Regions from separate parts of the Mus musculus genome. Here region 2 is linked to region 1. The links are chromatin loops, found by intact Hi-C in ENCODE. Cell type or tissue: left cerebral cortex. All regions are shown on one strand. Links, peaks and the distances in the headings refer to the core of each region. The heading gives the core; the rest is flanking DNA. Region 1 has its middle 83 kb from the start of Ostf1. Region 2 overlaps Prune2 (prune homolog 2).

Region 1 (2,917 bases), core at 99-2,598:
CCAGGAATTTGGTTAGGTTTCCAATAGCAGATATGATTTCCCTCCTACATAGAAGGCCTTAAGTCCAATTACAGAGCTGTTGGTTACCCCTAGAGATAAATGAGTGCCACTATTGCATCCTGGAGAATATCTTGACATACTGGTTTTGTTGTGGTTCATATGCATCACAGCAGGGTAGGACTATTGATTACTTTTCTCCCTTAGCAGTTGGCATAGCACTTTCTGGTACTATTAAAGCTAGTTCTCAGGAAGGAGATGTACATGTCAGATCCAACTCAGACCCCCTGCATCCTGTGTCTGAAGTGAATGTCTTCAGTAATAGCAGCTTGCCTTCCACCTCTGGGAGGCAACCAAGGGCAATAGCAATAGCCTATATTGTTTGGGGAGTCCCTAACCAACAACCAAAAAGGGTTGTCTCATATTGGGGTTTTTGTTAGATAGTCTATGGTTCTTGGAGGTAGCATTGTCATTTAAATTGTGTGTGTGTGTATGCATATAGAGCTATATTATTTTATCTAATTTTAGCTCACTAAATAATAACATAATCCCTGTGGCTTTTCCAGATATCCTTAGTGCTATTTTTTCTCCTCCCCACTTTTCTTCTGTATTGATCACACTCCTCTATGCCCAGTTAAAGCCTCCATTTTTTTCTCATTTCCTTCTACAAAAATATGTAACAATAAATATATGAAGACCTGTTGTTTGCTGTTCAGATGAGTTTCCAGAATGTTTACCTAGACCCCTGCACATGAACTTAAGCATTTGTGTCATCATTTCCAGTTTTATAGTTACTCTTGAAAGATGGCTACTGGGATTTATGTTAGTCACTATGCCTGTCTCTGCCACCACTGGACTTATTGTAATAGATGGCAAGTGATGGATCTTCCTCTCTGAGACGGGGCTAATAGTAAAAAAAAAAAAAAAAAAAAAAAAAAAAAAAAAAGTGTCAATGAATGGAAAGCCAGCCAGATGTTGGCAGCTGCTTTGGAGAAGTGCAGAGTGCTCGTTACTATGTTCTTCCTCAATAGTAAGACCTAAACTTTGGCTACATTTCAAATCAAATCTAGAAAAGATTTATTGAAAGAGATGGTGCACGTAAAATGGCTTACTGCAGCAGCTGACTTACGTAAAGTTTGCACATTGCACCCTAATTCCATGGCAAAAGCCCTTCTTCTTCTTCAGTTCATTCCCTATTGAAATGAAGACCACTGATGAAGACGGCAGAAAAGGCACCATTTACTTAGTTACCACTGCCATCTGCTGGCCAGAATTAGAGGCTTCCTTGGAATAGATGTGATTTCCCAGAATCTCTGTATATAGGAGCTTTTACAGTTCTTTGTAATCTAATCATATGTAGATCTAAAACTAGCCTAATTCGTTTAGTATGTTGTTGTTGTTGTTGTTGTTGCTGCTGCTGCTGTTGCTGTTGTGGCTTATGTTTCCAGTATGACTTAACACAGCACTGTAATATTTTGATCTTTGTGGACTTCTTTGCATGCTGTTTTGAATTGACAAGTAGTATTTCCACATATTTATAAGGTGCAGTGTGGTATTTTAGCACTTGAATATGTAATGTAGCCATCAAATCAACTGATTAGTAGTATATCCTTTAATACACTTATCAATACTTTCTGGTGAGAACATTCAAAAATCCTTTCTCCTAGCTACTTTGAACTATTCAGGCTATGTTATTCACCCTCACCATCCTATGTGCAGTAGAAGATCACAAATGACTCTTTTTTTATTTTATATATTTACATTTCAAATGTTATCCCTTTTCCCGGTTTCCCCTCAGCAAACCCCCTATCCCATCTCCTCTCCCCCTGCTTTGATGAGGGTGCTCCCCCTCCCACCCACCCACTCCCACCTCACCACCCTGGTATTCCCCTACACTAGGGAATCAAGCCCTCACAGCACCAAGGGGCTCTCCTCCTATAGATGCTGAACAAGACCATCCTCTGCTACATATGCAACTGGAGCTAAGGGACCCTCCATGTGTATTCTTTAGTTTGTGGTCTAGTCCCAGAGAACTCTGGGAGGTCTGGTTGGTTGATATTGTTATTCCTCCTATGGGGTTGCAAACCCCTTCAGCTTCTTCAGTCCTTTCTTTAACTCCTCCACTGGGGACTCCATGCTAATGGTCCTATGGTTGGCTGCAAGCAATCCACCTCTATATTTGTCAGGTTCTAACAAAGCCTCTCAGGAGACAGCTATAACAGGCTTCTGTCAGCAAGCACTTGTTGGCATCCACAATAGTGTCTGGGTTTGGTGTTTGAGTATGAAATGGAACCCCAGGTGGGGCAGTCTCTTGATGGCCTTTCATTCAGTCTCTGCTCCACTCTTTGCTTCATGAGTATTTTGTTCCTCCTTCTAAAAAGGACTGAGTCACCCACACTTGGGTCTTCCTTCTTCTTGAGCTTCATGTGTTCTGTGAATTGTATCATGGGTATTCTGAACTTTGAGACTAATATCCACTTATCAGTGTTCTTTTGTGACTGGGTTACCTCACTCAGAATGATGTTTTCTAATTCCATCCATTTGCCTATGAATTTCATGATTTTTTTTTTTTTTTTTTTTTGGTTTTTCGAGACAGGGTTTCTCTGTATAGCTCTGGCTGTCCTGGAACTCACTCTGTAGACCAGGCTGGCCTCGAACTCAGAAATCCACCTGCCTCTGCCTCCCGAGTGCTGGGATTAAAGGTGTGCTCCACCATTCATTATTTTGAATAGCTGAGTAGTACTCCATTGTGTAAATGTACATTTTCTGTACCCATTCCTCTGTTGAGGGACATCTGGGTTCTTTCCAGCTTCTGGCTATTATAAATAAGGCTGCTGTGAACATAATGGAGCATGTGTCCTTGTTATATGTTGGAGCATCTTCTGGGTATATGCCCAGGAGTGGTGTAGCTGGGTCCTCA
Region 2 (2,917 bases), core at 141-2,640, 1.4 Mb before region 1:
CAGCAGCCCTGACGTGTGCCACGATTCTGAAGGGGAGCAAAAGATGGAGAAGCATACTGCTGTTTACCTGGGACTTGAAGTGGAACCCAGTGAGTTTTCTCTCACCGAGCCAAACATGAATGATGAACCAACTTGGGAACCTGAGCAGGAAAGTCTCCCACACAATTCAGAACTCCATTCCGAACACGCAATGCCCTTGCCTCCAATCGACAGTCAGAATGATATAAATAACTCATCTAAGCCTGCCTCTTCAAGAAGTTCCCCAGAACCCTCTGATATGCGCGGAGACAACAACACAAGTGTAACATCGATGGAAGAAGACACCAACCCAGAGGTAGAAGCAGTGGACAGCGTGACGATCCCAGGTCACTTCCCCAGAAGTGAAGACGCTGACACTTTTGAAGCTCACCAAGAGGTCAGTGTGGAAGTCGACGACTCTTGGGTGTCAAAAGACCTTTGTCCTGAAAGTCAGACAGGCACTAGAGCTCTGCTTGACTGTGAGCAACCGTTTGCTTCCGAGAGCCCTGCTGTACTTACGGACATCTTCCTAACCTCAGACACCTGCCTGGATGTAAGCGAAGCTGCCTTGGATCACAGTTTCAGTGATGCCTCCGGCCTCAACACTTCCACAGGCACTATAGACGACATGAGTAAGCTGACTCTATCGGAAGGCCATCCCGAAACACCAGTTGACGGGGATGCAGGGAAGCAAGATGTCTGTTCATCTGAAGCTTCCTGGGGTGATTTTGAATATGATGCAATGGGTCAGAATATTGACGAAGAGCTGATGAGAGAGCCTGAACACTTCCTCTATGGTGGTGATCTTCCGTCAGAGGAAAGCGCGCTGAAGCAATCACTGACACCATACACACCCCCCTTTGATTTGTCCTATCTCACGGAACCTACTGGATGCACTGAAACTGCACAGGGAGCTGAGTCTCCAGGTGATGAATCTCTGGGAAGTGACGCGGCAGAGATGTTGCTTTCTGCTCTTCCAGATCACAGGGAGGAAGACAAGGCTGAGACCAACATCAGGAAACCTAGATACCAGATGACTGTGTTGCATATTCATGAAGACCCTGAGGCTCTTTCATCACCTGTGGGAGGAACAGGTTCCAATAATGAGTCATCTCCATCAAACATTGACTGGGAAATAGAAACAGATAATTCAGATTCACCAGCAGGTGGCGACATGAAACCACCAAACGGTAAGCAACCCATTACACTCCAGCAAAACACACACACACACACACACACACACACACACACACACACACACACACACACACACACACCCCTCTTCCACCATCAAGGAACCAGTGTTAATTAATTTAGTACATTTGTTAAAGCATTGCTACCAATGCAGACAGAGAAAGTAACCATATGTAAATGTAACAGCTATATTGTGAAACCTCTCTTTGTGCATGAGAAAACTGAGCAGGTCCACAAATGAAAATACTTATTAGCTTCCCTCTTTTAAGTGTTTGTTTGCAAAGACCAGAGACCATAGAATGTGTTAATTTAGCCTTTTCTTTCCCACCTTCATATTCTAGGCAAGGAGATACTGGAGTTAGAAGAAGATGAGAAAGTAATTCCCACGAAAGGGCCAAAGCAAACAGAATTAGAATACAAAGAAGAAAAACAGCCAGAGCAAAGTGAAGACCATCAGGTACTAGCTGTGGACTACATCCTTGTAAGCCATGAAAAAGATTCACCATTGAAACCAGAGGCCAGGGAAGCAAGAGAAAACATACCCGAATTGGAACAATTATCCATAGGTTCCAGAGAAACAGGGCTACCAGAGACTCAGTTATCAGGCACCCCAGACACATGTCAGTCTGAGTTTTTAAATGATGTCAAAGTTCATTCTGCAGAGAGAATGTCTTCGTCTTCCAACCACGAGAGTGCATCTCTTGAAAACCCTGCACAAGACCAGAGTTGGATGGTCTTGAGCCATAGTGAGGTTGGTGACCCGCCTACAGAAACCAGGGACTCGGGGCCTGAGTCTCCTGGTAGAACTCCGGAGCCGTTCTTGAGTCTCAGTTTGGACAAGGGCCCCAAGTCCCAGGTTCTGGAAAGAAATAAGCCTCTAAATTCTTTAGCACTAGAGGAAGTTGCTGGTTTGAGCAGCCAATCAAGGAACATCGAGAGACAAGGTCAAGCTGGTCTAGATGCAGTTCCAACCCAGGCGGCCACCCACGACAATGAATGGGAAATGCTTTCGCCACAGCTCTCCCGGAAAAACAGGAACCCTCCACAGGAAATGGAAGAAGAGACACAGTGCCCTGAGCCTGGACCCAGAAAGCCAAGACTGAAAGGGTAAGCAAAACACTAGATTTATTTTACATATATATAAAAAATATTCTATTTAGAAATCAGAGAAATACTGAGAGGGTTTGAAACATGAGGATACCAGGGTCAGGAGGTCTCTTCTGACATTTATTTTTAATTAATTAATTAATTAATTTTGGTTTTTCGAGACAGGATTTCTCTGTGTAGCCCTGGCTGTTCTGGAACTCACTTTGTAGACCAGGCTGACCTCAAACTCAGAAATCCGCCTGCCTCTGCCTCCCGAGTGCTGGGATTAAAGGCGTGCGCCACCACGCCTGGCTTTTTTCTGACATTTATAATAAGACATGTCATCAGCAACAGCAATCGCCAGACAATCATCAGAAAAAGTCAGTCGGCACCCACCCGGCTGTCTTCAGTGACTATGGGACAGGCAAGTGGAACTGAAGTCGCTGTTATCAGTACCTCTCTAGGACCTCCTATGTGCAGGGCAGTTTGCAGCTCACATGATCTTCACACGCTGGGCACTGGGGAAGAAGGATAGACTAGGGGAGCAAGAACTCGAGGCTCAGGGTGTTTCTGTAATTGTCTTAGAATCATCTTAAATGAACAGAGTGAATGTTCTGGG

What was found. Peaks named below come from ENCODE experiments on the same cell type or tissue, not always from the same donor. Only the 100,000 strongest peaks of a DNase experiment are listed, where the experiment ranks them.
Region 2: it touches region 1 in a loop (4-fold over the local background); 15 of 42 quality-filtered maps call a loop at or near these places.

What each region holds. Positions count from the first base shown.
Region 1 is chr19:18,547,641-18,550,557 of GRCm38, forward strand. No RefSeq gene overlaps it. Among named protein-coding and RNA genes, the nearest start is that of Ostf1, 83 kb to the right of the region's middle. In left cerebral cortex, for the core only: a CTCF peak has its summit at 1,262 (motif pointing left); a DNase peak (open chromatin) is centred at 1,244.
Region 2 is chr19:17,123,385-17,126,301 of GRCm38, forward strand. Prune2 (prune homolog 2) reads left to right here. Exons shown (of 20, transcript NM_181348.4): 8 at 1-1,208; 9 at 1,554-2,319. Among named protein-coding and RNA genes, the nearest start is that of Prune2, 170 kb to the left of the region's middle. In left cerebral cortex, for the core only: a CTCF peak has its summit at 1,137 (motif pointing right); DNase peaks (open chromatin) are centred at 1,169 and 2,113.